2 separate regions of the Homo sapiens genome follow, and region 2 is linked to region 1. A link is an interaction called in ENCODE POLR2A ChIA-PET data of the cell type or tissue named here. Cell type or tissue: PC-3. All regions are shown on one strand. Each heading gives the region's core, and the rest is flanking DNA. Links, peaks and the distances in the headings are about the cores only.

Region 1 (11,776 bases), core at 2,539-7,538:
TTTTCAGATTGTCCTGGCAAAATTCTCCTTAAAGTGAAGGATAAGGCCCATCAGACCACAATTCCCTAGTTTAACTTAGTAAGACTTAATAAGAAATCTATTGGTATATGTCCTTATTGTGGTTTCAAATACAAATTTTTATTTTATTTTTCATCATATTAAAGTGAAATGACTATATATGTGTGTATGTGTTCACATGTATGATGTGTATGTATATATATGTATACACACATACATTTATATTTAGATATACACACATGCATTTGGAAAGGTAAAGTGCAGGGAAGAATATACAAACTATTACTAACCAAATCCACTGCCCAAGGTTAACTAATGCCTTCTATTTTTAAGGAGAAGTGGTGTTAGGAAGTATTATTTTCATTAATACAAAAACTTCAACTCTTTTGAACTGGAAGAGCCAAAGAAGGTTAATAGGCCAACATCTAGCTAGACAAATTTGGAAACTCTAATCTACAGGGGTCATGACATAACCTAGGCCACCCAAATCCTCACATATTCAATCAGGATAAGAAATCAGTCTTCTAATTCATAGCCCAGTTCATAAAGGGCAAAAAATTTCAGGTAACAGTTATAAGCAAGAATCAAAATCTGTCCTCAGCCCTGGAAGAGCTGCAATTTACAAAATACCAGCTTCCTGGCAAAATGAGACCTTGACGCCGAAAAGAATTAGTGTTCCTTAAGTTTTGTAGTTCTCTAATTACAGAGAGGCTTTTTAGACTTACCTCCAGAGGTTTTAATATTGCTACCTTAATTTATAGCTGTTCTTTACTTTTAATAGTCAAATGAAAGTTTTAATTATAATCAAGCAAGTCTTCATACAAAAAGATAGCACTGCTGGCTCTCCTTCAAGAGAACATGTGCTTTCAGTTATTTTCTGGGAGGCTGGGGAGGAGAGGACAGAGAGCATTTACCCACTCCGATTCAAACAGTATACATTTGTACAAGGTCTCTCTGGACAAAGCTAGGACTGAGACTATGAATATGGAATCAAACAGAATTAAGAAGCCCTTGTCAAACCTATAGTCTTGATTTTAGCTGCATTATACACTAAACAACCTGTCATATCCTGCTGCAAATAGAAAACAGGTCTTTACCACGTTAACGTTTGGTCTGCACAAGAACAGTACATGAGGAGTATTGAATTATAAAAAACAAATTTATGTTGAATACTCGATATCCAATAAAAAGATGTTATCTTTTTGTTGTTTGGCTTTATGAAATAAACTTTAAGAACAGAGTTCCCATTTATTCCTCATCCAATTTCTCCATTGTTAAACTCTTATGGCATGGTATACTTGTCACAACTAAGAAATTAACCATAGTACAAAATTGTTGGCTGGGCTCATTGGCTCATGCCTGTAATCCCAACACTTTGGGAGGTCGAAGAAGGTGGATCGTTTCAGGTCAGGAGTTCAAGACCAGCCTGGCCAACATGGTGAAACCCTGTCTCTACTAAAAGTACACAAATTAGCTGGGCATGGTGGTGCATGCCTGTAGTCCCAGCTACTCGGGAGGCTGAGGCAGGAGAATCGCTTGATCCTGGGAGGTGGAGGTTGTGGGTGAGCCAAGATTGTGCCACTGCACTACGGTCTGGGCAACAGAGTAAGACCCTGTCTCAAAAAAAAAAAAAAAAAGTATGAAATTATTAACAAAACTCAAGACTTTATTCCAATTTCATCAGATTTTCTGTTAAATATCTTCCTTAAATACTTCTTTCTTCTCTCTGTTCTGTTCTTGCTGTTCATAGAATAGCACATTGCATTTAGTTGTCATGTCCCCTTGGTCTTCTCTCCTCTGTGAGTTTTTTTTTTTTTTTTTGTCTTTTCATGACCTTGACAATTTTCAGCAGTACCAGTAAGCTATATTGTAGAATGTCCCTCAATTTGGGTTTGCCTGATGTTTTCTCCATTAGACTGATGTCAGAGCTCAGACACAATACCGCAAAATATGGTGCCTTGTCACAACGAATACTTTGAACTGAAGGAGATTGACAGGGCCTCAGAAACAAGATCTCTCTCTGACCTTCTCCTACTCTTCTTTCTCCTGTTCCTCTTTCTCCCCCAAAGGAAGCCATAGAAACTAGAACTCCTGTTCTTCAGATCAAGCCACAGAGCCTGGAAGTATTAAATGTCTTCGCCTTTCTGTGTAGGAGCTGATCATAAAGAAATTCTCTGACCTACCTTGTCTGACTGTAGGTCATAAGACCCTCACTCCAGAGGGGTCCTGCTCCATACTCAGGAGGAAGGAAAGCTACACAGAGAGACCAAGAAGAATTGGAATAGAGAGGCCTTACTGGGTTTCCCACCTTAGTCTGTTACCATTAGATGATACCCTTTTGTCCAATCACATTGCTGCATGGCTGTCCATTCTTCGTTGAACCTAAGCATGAAATGGAAAGTTTTCCCTGGGTCTTTGGCTCTTCATTTCTGAAGGCTCTTGTGTCACGTAAAACTTTGATTAAATAAATGTGTACGTTTTTTCCTGTTAATCTGTCTTTGTCAGTTTTATTTCAGACCTAGCCATGAACCCTAGGAGCACTGAGGAAACTTTTCCTCTTGTACACTGGGGATATGGGTTTTTGGAGTCAGTGAAGTGCCCTTCTCATCACAACATATTGGAGGGTACATGATGTCTGCATGACATCACTCGTGATGTTAGTCTTCATCAGTTAGTTAAAGGGGTGTTTGCCAAATTTCTCTACTGTAATATTACTGTTTTTCCCTTCTGGTTCCATACAAGGATTTTTGTCAGTAAGTTACTAAATCTAGCCCGCCTTCAAGTGTGAATGTTGGGGAGATTAATCTCTCCCTCCTAGAGGAGAGAGCATCTACATAGAATATTTGTCAAATCAAAGAGGGGGCTTTCCAGGATGAGGGAAGACAGGTCTTGTCTACTTGGGTATTTGAATAAAAAAAGGAAAAGGGCATTTGTACATCCATGAGAGTTAGCCACGTTTTTTCCTGACTAAGCAATGCCATTTACTGTAATGCTAATTTTCTTTAAATTTAAAAGTATTGTATTGGCATTTTAGTTGCACCTTTACGTTTCTTATTTTTGAGTCATTTTGGGGGGTTATATTTTATATACTATGTCAATTGTCTTAGCCCATTTTCTGTGGCTTATGACAGAATACTTGAAACTGGATAATTTATAGAGAAAATGATTTTTTTCTATTTATTTGCTATTATTATTCCTTAGATACAGGGTCTCTCTCTGTCACTCAGGCTGGAATGCAGTGGTGCATGATAGCTCACTGCACCCTCAAACTACTGGGCTCAGCCTCCTGAGTAGCTAGGACCACTGGTGCATGCCATCATGCCCAGCTAATTAAAATTTTTTTTTTTTTTTTTTTTTTTTTTAGAAACGGGATCTTGCTGTGTTGCTTAGGCTGGTCTCCAACTCCTAGCCTCCAGTAATCCTCCCACCTTTTCCTCCCAAAGCACTGGGATTACAGGCATGAGCCACCATGCCCGGACAGAATTTATTTCTTACAGTTATGGAGGCTGGTCCCAGGTTGAAGGGCCACATCTGGGGTGAGGGCCTTCTTGTCAGTGGGGACTCTCTGCAGAGTCCTGAGGCGGTACAGGGCATCACATGGCAAGGGGGCTGAGCATGCTAGCTGAGGTCTCTCTTCCTCTTCTTATAAAGCCACCAGTCCCCTCACATCACAACCCATTAATTCATTAATCTGTGAATGAATTAGTCCGTTCTTGAGGGTAGGGCCCTATGATTCAATCAATTCTTAATGGCCCCTCCTCTCAATTCCGCCACATTGGGGATTAAGTTTCAACATGAGTTTTAGAGGGGACAAACATTTAAACCATAGCATCAGTAGAGGTGTAAAGTCGTCAAGAGGAGTTGGGAAGAGATGCCTGCAGCCAGCATTTTATAGTATTTCCACCATACAGATATAGTAGATGTAAGTAACCCTAAGAGCATAGTAATAGTAAAATGTGTAAAATAATTAGGCGGTGATGCATTTTAAGCATTTATTACCTTTACTTTTCATATAATTTATTTTATTGTAAGTTTATATCATTTAATAGTGACTTCGTTTAACAACCGGCTCTCAATTTTCCAAAAACTTTCACAAGCAGCTCTTGCCACTAACACTATTATTAGAAAACATCTGGAATGATTCACATAAAACTGTTCACAGTAGCTATCTCTGGAAAATGAGTTGAAAGAGGAACTTTCCCTTTCTCTTTCAGTCCATTCTATACTGTTTGATTTATTTGAAACAAATAAATATGCATTATTCTTGTAATAACAATGTTAAGTTTAAGAATATTATATTAGGAAGATGATTTATAATACCAACTGTGTAAGAGGAGGGGACATTACAACTATATATTTGTTTTTGCATATATATCGGAGGTTAAACAAGAAACTAATAAAAAGCATTATCCCAAGAGAGTGAGGGCAATCAGTCGAATGGGACTGTATTTTTCATATTCTTTTGATATTTGAACCACATAAATGGATGTGTTCCAAAAAGTTTAACAATTAAAAACACTTTAAAAAGATCATCTGCTGCTCCACCCTAAAAAAACACAAGAGAAATTTCTATTAATTATTATTACATATTGAGGACTCTGCCTCTTTGGAGGACAAGTCTCCCTGAAATCATAAACTTTTTCTTTATTTCCATAACAAACTCATGGTCAGGGTGTCTTGAAAATGACTTTAGGGGTGAGTCATTGTTCAGGTATGCAGCTGTGTTAGCACTGGCCTCGAGACTCAGATAATACAGGGCACAATTGTTATAAGCAAACAGCAGTACGTGGATGAAGATATTTTTTCCAGGTAGAAAATGGAAGAGGGCCAGACACCCTTGAAGCGCTCTACCTTTTCATTCCTCTCACGCTGGTGTTAGGAAGGTGTGTTTGACCAGTAGAATGGGTGATGTTTGTTTAAGGCTTACGGAAACGTAGGCACCTGACCAAAATCAATCTCGCAATTTTTTTTTTTTTTTTAGATGGAGTTTCACTCTTTTTGCCCAGGCTGGAGTGCAATGCTGCAACCTCGGCTCACTGCAACCTCCAACTCCCAGGTTCAAGCGATTCTCCTCCCTCAGCTTCCCGAGTAGTTGGGATTACAGTTGTGCACCACCATGCCCGGCTAATTTTGTATTTTTAGTAGAGACAGGGTTTCTCCATGTTGCTCAGGCTGGTCTCAAACTCCTGACCTCAGGTGATCTGTCTGCCTCAGCCTCCCAAAGTGCTGGGATTACAAGTGTGAGCCACCACGCTTGGCCAAGCTCGCAATTTTGAGACCACCTCTTGATTCTCAGAGGAAGAGCAGAGGCCTTCTTCCTATGGTGCACTTGCAGAAGTGACAGTTCTGAATGCCGCGCCCAATTATTCCAGTTGTGTTTAGTTTTCCTTTATAATGCAAACATCTGTTATCTAGCAGGAACCTGAAAAGGATTTGCCTCTGCCTGATTCCTCGACACCTCAAGCCTTTGTTGTAGCCCCACAGAACTAATGACAGACATTTCTCTGCCAGATTACGAGAACTGAATAATATTTTTGGTCAATCAAAATTAATGTTAAAGATCTAGTATGAACTGAACATGAATGTGGTTTACATACATGTATCTCTATTCTCTTTTAAAATCACAGCCATAACACACGAGGATGTCAGTTGCAAACAAGCCCTAAGCCGACTCTTAAAGACTGAAATGACAGCACAAGCTTGCATCAGCCACATTCTCAAAGTCTTTGAAAATGTTCCTTGCAACATTGCACCTCTATAATGTTGTGTCTAGTCAGGCAGGACAAGCCCATGGGCCAACATATAGAAGCTACTGTTATTTTTATTATTGTTAGCATATAAATTTTGAAATTGCATTTTTGTTGGTTTATACATACAGGTTAGAACATAAGAAAATGGTAAGTCACATTAGAAGAAATGATAGGGGCCAGGCGCAGTAGTTCATGCCTATAATCCCAGCACTTTGGGAAGCCAATGCAGGCGGATCACCTGAGGTCAGGGGTTCAAGATCAGCCTGGCCAACATGGTGAAACCCCATCTCTAATAAAACTACAAAAATTAGCAGGGCGTGGTGGCACACACCTGTAGTCCCAGCTACCTAGGAGGCTGAGGCAGGATAATTGCTTGAACCTGAGGGGCGGAGGTTGCAGTGAGCCGAGATCACGCCATTGCACTCCAGCCTGGGTGACAAAGTGAAACTCCGTCTCAAAAAAAAAAAAAAAAAAGAAATGATAGTGTCATAAATTCACCGTTTTTGCTGACATCATAGAAAAAATCAATTCAGGCAGGAATCATCAATAAGTGCCAAAACTACTTGGTGGAAGTTTGAGGAAGAACAGGAGACTTGAGCCTGAGCCTCCAACTATCCTCCCCCAGGTTACTTACTAATTACAGTGGGAAAAATGATAGCCTTACAATGCAGAAATCTGGTGGCAACCATCTAGACAAGTGATCCAAGTTATCAATGAATGGGACAAATCGGCATCACGTGCGTCCTGATGTGAGGCACCAGGAAGGACACAACATCCTTTATCGGTTTTCCTACCCCGAATTATCTGACTCTAATCATGAAAAAAACAACAGGCAAACCCAAAATGATAGAAATTCTACAAACCAGTTGGTTCATATTCTTCAAAAATGTGACTGTCTTGAAAGAAAAAGAGCAGCTGAGGAATTGTTCCTGGTTAAAGAGACATGACAGCTCAATGTGATGCATGATCCTGGATTGGATCCCAGATGAGGAGGAAGAAAAGGGCTGTAAAGGACAATGGAGCAACTGGCAACATTTAAATATGGACTTTATGTTAGATAACAATATCACAGCATTGATGTTAAAATTCCTGAATTTAATCATTGCACTGTGGTTATGTAAGATAATATTCTTGTTCTTAGGAAATATAAGCTGAGGGACCTTCAAAGGGTTCAGAAAATGGTTCAGAAAAAAAAGAGGTGAGAGAGAAAGTAAATGTGGTAAAATGTTAACAATTAGTGAATCTGAGTAAAGGATATAGGGAATTCTTTTAACTATTCTTGCAACTCTTCTGTAAATTTGAAATTACGATTTTTTTTTAAAGTTAACACAGTGACTCACATGACTTCTTGGGAGAGGAAGAAAGTAGCACCATGTTCTAAGTCTTTGCTGAGACACTGGGCCCTGAAACAGAAGCAAGAGTTGGAGCAGGAATGAGCAGCTATCTGGGGTTTCTGTTTGCAGAGATAAGACGAGGTGAAGCTCAGAACTCAAAAGAAATCTAGAAACTAAAGACCTAGCCTCTAGTCTGTAGAGTGAAGTCAGACACCAAAAGAGGTAAGCAAAAGATTCAAACCAGGGAGCAACAACACTTACGGGGTAAGAGAGAAAAGGCAATCAGAGATGTTGGTGGAATAGAGAAGCCAGAGACTAAAAATGGTGAGAGAGGAGAGGGTTTCAGAAAGTAGAGTGTGGTCAGCATTGTCAAAAGCTACTTTATTAGTCAGGGTTCTCTAGAGGGACAGAACTGAGTTTATTAAGTATTAACTCACATAATCACAATGTCCCACAGTAGGCCATCTGCAAGCTGAGGAGCAAGGAAAGCCAGTCCAAGTCCCAAAACTGAAGAACCTGGAGTCTGATGTTCGAGGGCAGGAAGCATCCAGCACAGAAGAAAGATGTAGGCTGGGAGGCTAGGCCAGTCTAGTCTTCTCATGTTTTTCTGCCTGCTTTATATTCTAGCCATGCTGGCAGCTGATTAAAGGTGCCCACCCAGATTAAGGGTGGGTCTGCCTTTCCCAGCCCACTGACTCAAATGTTAATCTTTTTTGGCAACACCCTCACAGACACACCCAGGATCAATACTTTGCATCCTTCAATCCAATCAAGTTGACACTCAGTATTAACCATCACAGCTACCCAGAGAAAAAATTAGCTGGGGTATGGTGGCATGTACCTGTAGTCCCAGCTACTTGGGAGGCTGAGGCAGGAGGATCATCTGAGCCTGGGAGTTGGAGAGGCTGCAATGAACCAAGATTGCACCACTGCACTCCAGCCTGAGTGACAGAGTGAGACCCTGTCACACACACACACACACACACACACACACATACACACACACACACACACAAGGCTACAAAGAGGTCAAGAAGTATTTCATGTAATAATAGTGCATTGATTTGTGAACTAAGAGGCTGTTGTAATAATAAAGGAGACCATATACTGAGCACCTACAATGTACATATTTCCTTCAACTCTCACAGCAACCCCATGTGTCATGGCCATCCCCTTCCACATTAGGCAGGTGAGAAGAGTGAAGCTCATAGAAGTTACGAAGTTTCTGAAGGTGGCACAGCTAATAGTAAGTTGACCAGGAACAAGTGACAAATTTTGAGGTGACAGCATGGCAAAGTGTATATTTTATCTGTTAGTACTTGGGAGCCTGGGTGAAAAAATGGCAAACAGGTTCTTGGAGTGGATTCAGGACTGGGGCATGAAGGAAGACTTCAGCTGGACATGGGGAGGAAAGGGTTTAAAATCAATCTGAAGTGAGTGATTAGGAGTCGAAGCTAGACAGAGAAAAGAAAGGAATTGAGGCCATAAGCAGGCAGGAGGCTGGGGGATGGAAGTCTTGACAAGTGTGAGTCTGACTCACACTGAAAGAAACATTGTACATCACAGATCAGTCATCTCTCCCCCTCATAAATAACTCAAACAGAAGTTTGATAAACAATAGTTACCCTTACCATGCTGGGGAGTTCTGAAAATTCTTGCTTGATTTCTTTTTAGTGATTTATTTTGTCTTTTTTTTTTTTTAATTTTTGTTTTCAATGCTGGCAAGAATCAATAAATTGATTTCCTACGACACAGCCTGTGGTTTGAAAACCACACTCTGGGTAGGGTGTGGCCTGAAGTGTGGTAGCGCTGGGGTGGGGATAGAGGTTAGAATGGTAGCCAGCTGTCTGGTTTGGATCTTTCTCAGCCTTCTTTTCTTGGCTAAGCCTGGCCCCTTACAGTTTTCCCTCAGCTGCTCCTGTGGTCTAAAGCCCTAACTCACCCTCCCAACTCGAATGAGATCCTACTTGGAAACACCTGTGGTACAAAGAATGGTGGCAGGGGGCCAAGTCACAACCGGCCTTGGCCAAGCCAAATGCCTTAGGCATTCTAGACATACATAAATGTCAACATCATACATGGGTATCTGTCAGCTTCCAGGAGAGGAGAGAGAACATGAATCCTCCCTGTTTCAAAGGAATATGGTCAAAAGTGTGGAGTAGCCTTCTTTGGGGCAGATAGTTCTTAATGTCTATGTTAGATTCAATTGACCTCACCTCTTTCTAATCTGAAGGATTTATTATTTGAATGGGTTGAGGACTTAAATGGATTTTATTTTTGGTATCCATCTCTCCTGTTGGGAAACTTCATGACTTATTTCAGAAAAGAAGCCCTGATAGGCGGAAGGTTCCAAACATTAGATGCCAATATGTTTGTTCTCGATGCATGTTGCATGTATATTTATACACCTGTTATAACACGGAGCTTATACAGAGAAAGTCAGTGGAACCTTAGAGGAATGCCTTAGGCATGCACGTATGGCTTTGAGAATTTACATTTGCATATATGAACTCACGGTGCTCTCACCTTCCTAGCTCAAGTTATCAATGATATTTGAAATGACAAATTCAGGGTTATATAATTACTATCCTTTCTTCAAAAAAAACCCATTCAGATTATATTCTTTTTTACTTTCTTTTCTTTTAAATTTTGTGACTGACCTCTCTAATTACTTAGGGTAGTATATGCACTTCTTTTCCCACATGGTATTTTTCACTGCTCTTGAGGAAGCACAACTGTTTTCTGCCATGACCACCTGTGTTATTCATCCCTGTAATCACAGGAAACAAATAACCAATTACAAACCTTTCATTTTCCTTCCTTCCATACCCCTTTCTCTTCACCCACTTATGGGTCCTATAAGTTTTTCCATATTGGTCCTTAAATCACTGGATAATGTTCTGATTAATGTCGAAAATCTTCAGTTATCCTCTCTCCTTCCACAGACCCACTCATTCGGTAAAATGTCCCTGCCCACAGTGCTGACCGACTGATCATTTCAACCATCGCACTACAGTGCCTCTACTAGACAACCCACTAATGACGATTTATAGTGGGTTAAATAGCAGCCCTCCCCCCACCAAAGATCTGTCCATATCAAATCCCTGGAACCTGTGAATGCTAACTTACTTGGGAAAGAGTTTTTTTTGCAGATGTAATTAAGGATCTTGAGATGAGATCATCCTGGATGACCCAGGTGGGCCCTAAATCCAATGAGAAGTGCCCCTATAAGAGAAAGACGAGGAGAAGACACAGACGCAGAGAAGGCGACGTGAAAATGGAAGTGGACATTGAAGTGACGCAGTCACAAACCAAGGAATACCTGGAGCCACTGGAAGCTGAAAGATGCAAGGAAGGATTCTCTCCTTGAGCCTTTGGAGAGAATCCGGCTCTGCCGACACCTTGATATCGGGCTGCTGGCTTCCAAAACATGAGAGCATATATTTCTGTTGTTTTCAGCCCCCAAGTTTGTAGGGATTGGTTACAGCTGCCCCAGGAACATAATACATGATTGAAGACCAGCTTTTAATGTACAAACCCTAGTACAAGGCACTGCAAACCTCAGAGATCTCCACACAAAAATGTAATTTTAACCATTTCAAATTGATTAAACTTCTTTCCGCTCCAGTATAAAAGTTGATACCAAATGACCATGAAGTGTTCATAATATAGAGGTGTTACAAGCCCATCTTTTCGAAATGTGGACCAAGAAATACCAATAAAAGTAAGATTTAGCACCTTCTTGTATGACGTTGCTGCAACACTGATGATGTCAATATGCTTTTTCAGTGACAAGTATGGACAGTCTCTTCTTCGCCCTCCTTCCCTATAGCTACATTTCTAAACAAGAAGGGTCTACAGACTGCCTCATGTGGATGAAATGATTTTACTTCTAATATCTCCCAATTACCTAAGGGTAATTTTCAAACTCCTTAGCCTGGCTCAGGGGCCCTTCACAATCTGGTTCCAGGCTATCTCCTGGCTCAGTGTCTTACCTGGCAAAAACAGAAGCTGGGTGAATCGTAGTTGGATAAATGAATGGATATCTGGCTCAGGCCGGATACGGCTGTTCATTCGCACAGGTTTTCCTCTCCCATAGACCAAGAGTAGGCCCGGGCCTTATTCAACTTCCTATTCCAGCAACTTGGAAAGAGCCAGGCAGACACTAGGTGCTCAGTAAACGTTTGTTGAGTAAAGAATGACTCTTTCTAATTAGCCAGGCATGGTGGTACACACCTGTGGTCCCAGCTACTCAGGAGGCTGAGGTGGGAGGATTGCTTGAGTCTGGGAGGTCGAGGCTGCAATGAGCCATGATCGTGCCACTGCACTTACACTACAGCCTGGGTGACAGAGTGAGACCCTGCCTCAAAAAAAAAAAGAATGACTCTACCCTCCAAGTAAGCAAGTCATTTTAAGTAGAAACAACCATGTGGCATTCCATATATATTTTTTAATCTTTTGAAATATTTTTGTTTCTAGATTAAGAAAATGCTATCACAAAGTCTCTGTGTGGTCAAAGGTATCAGCCACTTACAGCGCTCAATGTGGTAATGAGGAAAGGCATAATTTCCTGTGGTTTGACAATAACGTGACAGGAATAGCTCCAACTGCTTTGAATAGATTATTGTCCCCCTCCATTGAAGTTCCAAACTGTGGAATCCTACTAAACAAATG
Region 2 (11,776 bases), core at 2,354-7,353, 140 kb before region 1:
GACTAGGATCTGAAGCATCTACTCTATGAAGGTAGATTGTAACTGGTAATTTGATAAGTTACAAATGACTTTTGCAAAGTAGAGTTGCAGCTCCTTTCTATTCGGTAAAAAACAAAACAAAATAAAACCAAAAAAAAAAACAAACAAAACAAAACAAACAAAAACCCCCCCAAAATCCAAAGGTTACAGTTTTATTGCCGTGTAGGACACAAGAGTTCTGTATCTATCTTTGCAATCACATTTTAACTTTTTTCCCACTGAGAGTGTGTGTGTGTGTGTGTGTGTTTATGTTTCTCCTACATGCTGGTTTCCTCATTAATGAATTAAATATGTCTTTGATACATGCTCACCATATATTTGTATAAAGGTCGTGTTTCTAGCTTTTTGAAGTTGGCTTTGACAGTGTCTTGGCAATTCTTGCAGAGAGAATCAATTGTAGTTTAAGGAATTTAGCAATGTGAAGATTATAAAGTGCAAAGAGGAAAATCTCACTGGGAGTATATGTGCTATTTAACTTGATCCTTGCCTTCAGCTGTTCATAAACACTGCCTAGAAGCTATTCCTCAGTGTGTTGGTATTGGACTACAGAACAAAATCAAAATAAACAAAACAATGCAAAATGAGAAAGCCCCATGCAAACAAATGGATGAACACAGAAATTATAATTTTAGAAATAAAATGGAATCTGGTAGTGGTGGCCACCCAGAGAAGATCCTTCTTGCTTCTGAATTCTGTCTCTCTGCAGGTACTTATTTTCTTTCCAAGCCCAGCATCTATTTTCAAGGCCACGTGCATTGGATGGAGTTTCCGGTGCAAAGAAAAAACAAGCTGAATCAAGTGCATTTTATTTATCCTAATCTCCACAGCAGTCATTTTCTCCTCCAGGAGAGGGGAGACACATTGTAAAGATCCAGAAGCCAGTGCCATCTCAAATGAATACAAGCCTCAAACAGCCTTTACTTCTCCCATTTGACGCCCCTGTCCAGTAACAGAGACTCGTCTGAGTTTCAGGTTCTAGAAATGGTTTCTCTGTGATCTAGTGATAAAGGATTACAATTGTGTTTATTTATTTCAGTCATCTTGGTAATTGATCTGACAGTCTGGTGAGTGAGAAGTGTTGGAGAAATAAACAAATTATGTCCTGCTATTTATCATGTGTGTATCGTGTGTGTGTACACGTGCATGTGTGTGTGTAAAAGAGGGCTCCTATTTGAGGTTACCCTTCAGTGCTGGCACTTCTCCTTAAATTTAAACAGAGATAATTGAAGATCCATGTGCTTTGTTGGTAAATTTGTTACAAGAATAGTAACCACTTAGAGGCATCTTCACATGAGTTCCTGTGATCTCTGGCCTCATGTTTCCACTGCTGAGGCAGTTGCAGGTGGGGAGACTGGGAGTGTCCAAATAGTTGGTTTGTTTAACTCCAGTAGTGTTATTCCTCCCAGCAAAAACACCTAACCTCTAGGATTTCTGGGATGATTTCCACTAGATGGGTCACAGGAAAGAGCTCTGGGGATAATCCATGTCAAACTTCTGTTATGCATGCTTCGTGCAATTTCCAAATGCCTATAAATAGTAAGTTAACATGATAATATTTTTATTTATGTCTGTGATCTATTTACTATCTCTGTCGCTTTATGGGCCCTCAAACAACTTGCCTGTTGTTCAAAGAAAAATAGTAAGAACCATATACATAATCACAAGACTTTTTAAAATAACATTGGTGTTGTTTAATACAGGGCCTTTCATCTCTCTAAAAATAATATTTTATGTATTTTGTCATATTACTAGATACCAACCAGTAGGAAATCATAAATGTGTTGGAGAATCTTTGAATCGTGTCTGTTGTAAAGCAATGGGTTCATTGTCTTCTCCCTAAGTTTATCCTATCACTATCCCACCAATGTAATAACTTTATATTTTTAAAGATATTAGATTGGTCTGACATTACTCCTTCCAGAGAGCCCTCACTCAATTCTGATCATGACTGCTTTCTCTATTAGGAGTTCAGAAACCAAACCTTTGGTGATCACGTTAGACTCTTATCCATTAGAATCCCAATTCTTCAGTCATCCAGTGCCCATTCCCTTCTCTTTGATACTTTGATGGTGGTTAAGAGGGCTCAGGTTAAGTTTTCTCAGTGCCCGAACATGTCTCTTATCCCAACAGGGAGACTCAAAAATATTTACAATAGGCCAGGCACGGTGGCTCATGCCTGTAATCCCAGCACTTTGGGAGGCCGAGGCAGGCAGATCACGAGGTCAGGAGATCGAGACCATCCTGGCTAACACAGTGAAACCCCGTCTCTACTAAAAATATAAAAAAATTAGCCAGGTGTGGTAGTGGGTGTCTGTAGTCCCAGCTACTCAGGAGGCTGAGGCAAGAGAGTGGCGTGAACCCAGGAGGTGGAGCTTGCAGTGAGCCGAGATCACGCCATTGCACTCCAGCCTGGGCGACAGAGCAAGACTCCGTCTCAAAAAAAAAAAAAAAAAAAAAAAAAAAAATATATATATATATATATATATATACACATATATATATATACATATATATATACATATATATATATACGTATATATATATACATGTATATATACATGTATATATATATATATATACACACATATATATATATACAATATATATTAGCATGTATTCATTTTGGAAATATTTGAAAAAAATCAAACCACTCCGAAGTATGTCAAATGATTCTCACCAAAACTGAAACTCTCTCATCTGTCTTTTAAGGTGTTATTTCCATAGATCCCTGTTGAAAAACTGCCTTCTCTTATCTAGTGACATAAGACTTTCCTTATTTCTTAGGTGTTTTTATTGAAATAACCATGTTAGTTCTATTGCTTGTCTTTCTGATCTAAAATACAATCATAGTGCTCTCAATTTTCTTTTTCTGGACAGTAGTTTCTTTAACAGTTAATGAGTGGGATATGATGGCTTTGTGTCTTGCTACAGATCCCCCAAGGCATAGTATGCCAAAAAATCAAAATCTAGTTTTTAAAATGGGTTTTGACCATATTTTCTAAAAATAGGGGAACCTATTATATAATAGTCTCTGGCATAACTTCTGACTCATAACTTCTGATATTTTGCAATAGCATGTTTACATGACTCAATCAAGAGAAATAATGGTCTATGTCATTTTCCTATAGCCATTCTCCATGCAGAATAAAATCACCAAGGGCTAAGAGATCAAAATGATGAAGGAACCAGGTTGTTTGAGGACCTTTCCACTCCCCCAAATCTAGCAGCTTTTCTTTTCTAGCACTGTAAGATGAAGGGGTAAAACCAAAATAAAACACCTCACATCATCATTGAAGGCTTCTCTAGTTCAATTTGTACTTCAATGAATTCTTCAGGTTTTCTTTAAGTTTTCTGAGGAAGTATTTGAGCTTAACACTCCTCTTTCAAAAACTTAGACCAAAAGTCCTGTATGAGTTTTCCCCGATACAAAAGGTTCATGTGGCTTTCTGTCTGTTTGCTTTCTTAGACTCCATGTTTCTCATGATATTTGCTCTCACTTAGCAATGTTTTGGATCTATATGGATGCATGGAAGGATCCTTCCATTGTGAAACTTGCACAAGTTTTTGTTGTTGTTTAATTTTTCTAAAATGATCGGAGACACTGACCACATTCAGGGTTGTGTGCCAGACCCTTTTCTCCTTGAGCCAGCTCATTCCAATATTATAACCTCCACAAGAGTAGGGACTGCTTCTCTTACTAATGCTGAATTCCTAATACCTAGCACAGTACCTAGTACACAGTAGTGTTCAATGTGCATTTTTGAAATAATAAAATAAATGCTTTCCCATAAAGATCATGGATAGAGTATGAACCACTATTCCAAGGATCTCAAAGTGCAGTTAACCTCTGATGGGCTAGGGCCTGGAGATTTGTGTGTGTACTAAATCCCTCTGGATATGCAGTGAAAGCTGCGGACATTCTGCTTAGGGAGGTTTAGATGCCCACAAAGAGTCAGCCAATAATTCCAAGATTTACCCTCTTCTCTCTACTGTGGATGACTGATTGTCTGTGAAGAGACAATGCCCAGGACTGAGGTCCCAGAAGAGGGCTTCCTGAGTAGTGAGAATGTGGTGACCGGCAACAGAGACTTGGAGATCACTGACGGCCAATGAGGACTGTGAAAAACTAGGCTCAGAGAGAAAGTTGAAGAAACGCTATGAGGAAGAAAATGTACAGAGATAAACCTTTCCCAGGACAGAAACGTTCCTTCAAGCATATGCTGTGAGCAAGATTCTTGGGGCACCCTTGAGTTAAGACATTTGTGTATGAAATGGAAATTGGCATCTGAAACTGAGGGAATCTGAAGCCAAAGTGTCCCAGTTACCAAGAAAAGTGAGTCAACAGTTCCTAGACTTTAAGTGCACAGTGGAAAGAGAAAATTCACAGGCAAAAAAAAAAAAAATGTAATTCAACTAATCACCAGACTAGGAGCTAGAGATAAGGGAGGGTCGCTTTCTTCATAGGGATGGCGGTTTACCTTGCATGACTGCCTGTCCTGTACTTCAAAGGTCTGGAAAAGAATGACTGGTGATTCAAACTGAGCCGAACTGCAATAAATAAGATTGGCTGCCCTGTGTACCCCCACAATTCTCTCATACCAGAGCAGTGGTGCTCAATCAGGAGCAACTTTGCCCCCAGGGGGCATTGGCAATGTTCCATGACAATTTTAGTTGTCATAAATGACAGGGGGCAGGGGCGGAGAGTGCTTCTGGCATCTAGTGGGTGAAGGCCAGGGATGCTACTAAACATCCTACAGCACACAGGACAGTCCCCTGGCCCCAGCAAAGAATGATCCAGCACAAGATGTCAATAGTGCTGAGAACCCTGCACTAGAATAAAGAGCTTTGTGCAGTTTTGACAAATGACCAAACTTGTCCACTGATTTCTGCTTCAGTTGACACATCGTGGGAATAAGGGTTGTTACCTCAAAAAAAGCAAATGGGAAAGCACATGATTCCTGGGCACGGTCTTTAGAGAAGAAATCTTGCTGCTCCTCTGGTCATAGCAATGGAAAGTTCCTCAAGCTGTAATGGGACAGCTCTGGGAACTTTGGGTTTGGGTGCATTTCATCAGAAGGTGTGCTCAGGGAATAGCAGTGCACCTAACATTAGTCTAACGCAAGCATCATCCAAAGATCAGAAGGGTACATCTAGTGCAACTGACACCATGTAATTAATCTTGAGGTGGCCAGGCGCGGTGGCTCACGCCTGTAATCCCAGCACTTTGGGAGACCGAGGCAGAAAGATAGCAGGAGGCCAGGAGTTCGAGACCAGCCTGGCCAATATGGCAAACCCTGTCTCTACTAAAAATACATGGTGGCATATGTCTGTAATCCCAGCTACTTGGGAGGCTGAAGCAGGAGAATCACGAATTCAGGAGGCAGAAGTCGCAGTAAGCCAAGATTGTGTGTGTCACTGCACTCCAGCCTAGGCAACAGAGCGAGACTCTGTGTCAAAATAATAATAATAATAATAATAACAATAATAATTAATCTTGAGTCAAACAGAAATGACTTTTGCATCGTGTGTGTACCTACCTCCTCCAGGAGGGCAGCTAATTGAGAATAATGGGGTGTTCCTTCTTGACATGTCTACCACGGATGGAAATTTGAAGGGCAAAACAGAAGTGATTGGAGTTCTGAGCTACAGTTGCTTATAAGCAAAAAAGCACATGTCTGTATTTTAAGATGACTGTGTTTCTCTTCCAATCAACTTTCTTCAAAGCATTAATCACTGAAAACAAGGAAGATGTGCCAGTGGATATGCTTTTATTGTTGTTGTTATCGTTTTAAAGCTACATTTTTTTCTGTTCTGTGAATTGGCAATAAAACAGACATTGACTACCTTGACCCTTATGACATTGCAGATTTGCTTATTTGGCATTCTTCTTGTCCATTTTTTGTTCTTTCCTCCAGAATGCTGTGCTTTTATTGTTAGGCCACCCAGGGACGTCCTTGATCATGCAGGGTGTTGTGACATAGGCTTGTATTCTTGGGACTGCTACCCCTTAAGCCAGGGAAGGACTAGGAAAAGGTCAGGCCAGAGGAAACACAGATGTCAGAGATCTGAAAATTTGTGTGGGGCACTTCAGCTGGGCCAAGGCTGCAGCCTTCACCCTCCTGCATCCTCCTCCTCTTCTGACAAAGCCTTTATGTCTCAATGTCTTTTCAAAGGTACGGCAAAACCCAAGCACATTATCTGAAAGGGAGCCGACCAATGTTCCCTTCTTCCGTCAGGGGTATTGGCAGAGGCCTAGCCAAGTCTTTTCCAGGCCTGTGGGCGTCCTTCAGCATTCAGCAGCTGAGCGCTAATCAATTCCACTATCCTGTCTCCTGAAGGAGCAGAGAATTGGGAGTGGTTCTGAATCAATGTTATTTTTATGGAGTACAAGGGATGTTCCAAAAATGATTATGATTCAGATGTTTCTTACTAACCCACTCCCAAAATGCACTCTTGGGGCAGAAATAAATTAATTTTATGGTATCAAAAAAGATGCTCTGGTTAATAAACTTACTCTGAGTATGCAATCTGTCAGATCAACAATTAGATGATGGTTTAAAGAAGTCATAAAAAAAGAATCTCAAGTCTGAAAGCTCGTGTGCCTTGTGTTAAGTTCGTGCCACTAAGGGGAGGGATAAATGAATGTGGTGTTTGGAGAAAATTAATTTTGTGACTTTACAGACATTCCTACAGCTAAAGCTATTGAAGTTAAAGGGTATGTATAAGGTAATGGTTGAAAGGAATCTGTATATGATGTGACAAGAAAGACACAAAAGCTTAGAACATCTAACACAAAAGTAGAATAATTGCACATACTCAGAAAGCATACATGCATGTTGAAGATGCATGTTGCAAAGATAAATTCTACACTTAAAACAGTCCTGGGCTATGCATGAAATTCCTTCACGAAAAAAAAAAATTCCAACTACCTTTTTGTAGCCATAAAATGTACAAGCCAAAGGGCTAAAGAACTTTGCCACAAACACTTATTAGTTCTAGAATAAAAGTTCATGGTTTAGGAGGTTTCAGTGAAATGATTCGGTCAGAATATATTTCTTTGCAGAAAATGACTACTTACATTGCCAAACTCTTACTATGAATATGGTCAGTCTTTGGAGCCAAAATAAATAAATATAAGATGAGGGTCCACTACAGGAATTCAAACAAATAGGAAAACTTAGCTACTTGAAGTTGACACAGGAAGTCGACAGTTTCACATTCACAAACTAAACAGCCCTAGGAAATGAGAATGTATTATATACCAAAGACAAACACGAAAAAACATTTGCAGAATACCCAGAACAGTCCCCAGCACACAGTTTTGGTTTCCTGTAAAGCTGTCATCATAAACGCAGGAAATCTGGAGGTCTATTCTCCATCTGATTTTTAACATTATGTTTTATGAGAATGTTGCATTTGGCTGTACTTGTATGACTCTAATATGTATAACGGTAGACAAACTATGGCCTGTGAGCCAAGTCCTCCGGCCTGCCGCCTGGTTTTATACAGCCTGCAAGCAGAGTGGTTTTTACATTTTTAAATGGTGAAAAAAAATCAAAAGGAAAATAATATTTCATGACAAATGAAAATTAATTGAAATTAGGATTTCAGTGTCCATGAATAAAGTTTATTTGGAACATAGCCATGCCCAATTGTTTACATATTGTCTGTGGCTGCTTTTGAGCTCAAAGGGCACAGTTGAGTAGTTGTGACAGAGACCGTGTATGTGGCCTTCAAAGCCGAAAATATTTACTGGCTGACCCTTTACAGACAAAGTTTGCCAACCTCTTCTCTAATATGCAAAGGCCAGCAGAATCTGAAAGTGAACACCCAAAAGAACAATATGGAGAAACCAGAAGAGAGAAGAATGCACTCTTCTTGGTGAATCTTCCAAAGTGGCACTTGAGCCTCTCTTACACATCTGCACCGGCTCCCATGCTGTCCGGGCCACATCAGATCAAAGAAGGCAGCCCTCCTCACAAAAACCTCGCTATTCCTTCTGCTACTTGATCTGTGCAAAGCTCAGGTGTGGTTTGCCATTTGATCTGGAGGTTGGAATTAGTTCTTATTTTAGCTGATTTAGGTTACCTAGGTTACACCACAAATCAAAAATAGCTGAAATATCTGTGTAAATGAAAAACAAATGTACAGAGAGAGGGAGCAATCAATTTTCAGAAGATAGAGAAATGTTCTTTTGCATGGAGCCCCCATTGGTAATGAACTCCCTGGTGCTAAATGAAGGGAAGGAGGGAAGGGACTTTTGTGTCTCCCAGCAGGACCTCCAATCAGGCAACAGAATAGAAACTTTTCATTGATTGTAGGCCTTGGCAAAATTGAGGGTTGCCTGTTTGTACTGACACTTTGAAGTTCGATGGGTATTTTGGTAATAAACTCCCTTGTAACTTCACAGTAGTGAGATTATAATAACTTTGGGAGTTATCTCATTATATGTTTTGTGATTTTTTTTTTTGCACACTTTTTTTTTCTTCGAACTCTGATGAAAGTTTAGCTTCAAGGAATCATAAGTTCCAGAGGTTGATGAAACCAGTTATAGACCCTCACTGTTCCAAGTGGGTTCCATGAACGAGCAGCATTGGCGCCTTCTCAGAGCTTGTTAGAAATTCAGAATTTCAGCACCTCCCCCAGACTGGCTGAATCAGAATCTGTGTTTTAACAGGATTCCCAGATTGTCTGAGTATACATTAATTTTTGAGAAGCACTGGTGGAAAAAAGTGCATGAGACTTGGGGTCTTGGGGATCCAGTTCCAGATTGAACTGATGCTAAGTCACTGGTGACCTTGGGCAAATTTCTCACCATCTTTTTGCCTTGGTCATCTTCTCTTTAATGTGCGGCTAAATTCACTGTCTTAGTTCAGGCTGCTATAACAAAATACCATAGAACGGGCTTCTTAAACAACGACAACAAAAAATTATTTCTCATCGTTCGGGAGGCTGTAAGTCCAAGATCAGGGTGCCAACATGACTGGATTCTGGTGAGATCCTTCTTCAGGAGGAAAGAGGGTAAGACAACTTCCTGGGGTTTCTTTTATAAGGGCACACGTCTCATTCATGAGGTCTCTACCCTCATGACCTAATTTCCTCCCAAAGGCCCTACCTGCTAATACCATCACATTGGATGTTAGGATTTCAATATGTGAATTTGGGAGGGACATAAATATTCAGTTCATTAAAATCACCTTCCCCTACTTTTTGAACAATACTCTCGTCAAATGAGACAATAAGCATAAAACTGCTTGAAAAATTATTACCTCCACTGTGGTTGTGAGATATTAGGAATGGTAATGGCTAATATCTACAGAACCTCAACCATGAGTCTTGCTCTGTGCCGACTTCTGAAGATGAACTTTCCTTTCAGTCTCACTAAAACTCTCTGATGAGAGTAGTAACATCAGTTTTACCATACACGTGGAGAAACAGCCATTGAGAAATTAAGTGCCTCACCCAAGGTGACATATCTAGTTAGTTGTAAAACTGGAAATAGAGCCCCAAAGCCATGTCCTCATCCCCACACCATGCTGCCTCCAAAATACAATGTTGAAGAATGGCAACAAATACTGTTATTATCACAGATGCTAGTCTAAACACCACTACACAGTGAGGACAAAGGCATAACATATTTTAAATTCTTTTTTTGTACACAAAAAGGGAAGAAGAATAAACAAAGAGAAATTCCCTAGAGATGAATGGCCCAGAGAACACAAATAAACTTGAATGTGTTATCAAAATGGCAGCCAACTGGTTTCCATTGTGTTTGCCTCTAGTAGTTAAGTGTGAAACACTGACTAGCACATACAATAGGCAATGAGATTTCCCATTTTATTTCTGAGACTCATTGTATTTCTTACTTTCTACATTGAGTAGTTGAAGTCACAACGGAAGGAAAGTAAAGTCTTAAGAATAGAAAGTTACAGAGCTGACTGGAAATTTATAATTCAGTTCCAAAATGTTGGAAGTATAGAGATGTTTTGTACATATTGCAGGGTCTACTCTGATCCCTTTGGCAGCAGAAACATAAGGCTTCCAAATAGTTCTAAACAAATGTGCTTGAATTTAGAGACTTTTTGAAAACCCTGTACTTCTTGGCTTGGAGCTAATGTTTATATCTTGCTTACTTTGTGCTGGGAACTGTTCTAAGAGCTTTTCAAATATTAACTCAAATATTAACCCTTTCAACAACCCTATTCAGCAGGCAGTATTATTATTATTCTACATTATAATTTAGATTACTTGGATCATTACATAGCTGAGGATTTCACACAGAGAGGTTAGGTAACTTCCCCAAGATCATGCAGGTGGTTTATGGTAGAACTGGATTTTAAACTGAAGCAGTTGGTTCCACACTCTATGCTCTTAACTACTACCCTAGAGACCCTGCTAAGTAAACCTACCTCTCAGGGATACTTTAAAAAACAAAACAAAACAAAAACAAAAATAAAAACAAACAAACAAAAAACTTTGGTTTTAATGTGATTTTAAAATATGTGTCTAAAGTAGAAGCTGGTGGTTACATCAGTAAAACGTTGATGCTTTCTTCTAAAAAATAAAAATAAGGGACAATTTTGATAGCTTTGGAGAGTCCCTGTGATTAGAGACCATGTGGACTAAATCATTCAACCCATATTTTTCGTATTACTCTGCAGCAGTGGTTCTCAAGAGGTTTGGGGGGACGGCGCAGATTTTGCTCCACAGGGGACATTTGGCAAAGCCCGGAAACATTTTCCACTGCAGCAATTTGGGGGGTGGGGGGTGCTCCTGGCGTCCAGTAGGCCGAGGCCAGGGCTGCTGCTAAACATCCCACAATACATAAGACAGCCCACACCTAAAGAATGATCTGGCCCCAAATGTCAAAAGAGCTGAGGTCGAAAATCCCTGTCCTATGAGAATAAGAATTTAAATTCTGGTAGAATTTATCTACTAGTTAACACACTAGTACTAGTTAGGAATATACACAAGGAACACAGACTAGACGAGAGGGTGCTAGATGTTAGTGGTGACAGACCAGTGGACAAATAGTTACAAAACTATGAGGAATGTGCTGGAACAAAGACTGTGCAGGGTGCTGAGAGGTACCTGGGACGGACAGGCACAAACTCAGCCTTCTCAGTGACGCTGGGGCTGAGTATTCTAGACTGAGGCGGCTGAGTTCACCAACAGATAAGAGCCTGCAGAGCAGAGGAAAGGGCAGCCTGGGTTTGTTTTGTTTGCCGTTGTTTTATTTGGCTGCTAACTCCTAGAAATCTTTTTCGCTCTGGCTGGCCTTAGCGCCTGCCTTCTGTCTTGTCTCTAAGACTTTCCTCTTTTCATCCTTAAGGAGTCCAGTGGAAACTTTTGGAAAACCCAAGTTCAAGCTGAACCAGAATTGTGAATTTTTCAATGCAGAAGATCTCCATGGAGGGTAGAAAGACTCAGCAAACCGCGTTCAAAAGCAAATGATCTTTTAAACTTGTTCGATCCTAGATTAGGACACAGAGTATTCAGATTGCAGAAAGTGGCAGGGTGATGTGAAAGCTCTGATTTATCTGGGACCATTAAAAGCTTTAAGGGAGCAAAATAGAGCATCAAGGTAAAGAGCTAAATGGTAACAACAAGAGAAGCTTCTCCATTCCTTCCAATCAGTTTTATAAATCAAATGGATGAAAAGATTACTAAATCCTCTGGAGCTAAATGTTCTCCATTATTCTATTTGTTTTTCAGCCTCCAAAGGGGAGACGTTAAG

The links. Peaks named below come from ENCODE experiments on the same cell type or tissue, not always from the same donor. Only the 100,000 strongest peaks of a DNase experiment are listed, where the experiment ranks them.
Region 2: POLR2A ChIA-PET joins it to region 1 with 6 read pairs; 3 of 35 experiments call an interaction of 5 or more read pairs at or near these places.

Annotation. Positions count from the first base shown.
Region 1 is chrX:12,982,046-12,993,821 of GRCh38, reverse strand. No RefSeq gene overlaps it. Among named protein-coding and RNA genes, the nearest start is that of TMSB4X, 13 kb to the right of the region's middle. RefSeq lists a silencer at 6,445-6,641, a cis regulatory region at 8,460-9,121 and an enhancer at 9,046-9,225. In PC-3, for the core only: no CTCF peak of the experiment used is centred there; a DNase peak (open chromatin) is centred at 4,801; H3K27ac peaks cover 2,775 bases.
Region 2 is chrX:13,119,644-13,131,419 of GRCh38, reverse strand. No RefSeq gene overlaps it. Among named protein-coding and RNA genes, the nearest start is that of FAM9C, 81 kb to the right of the region's middle. In PC-3, for the core only: no CTCF peak of the experiment used is centred there; a DNase peak (open chromatin) is centred at 7,259; H3K4me3 peaks cover 303 bases; H3K27ac peaks cover 1,578 bases.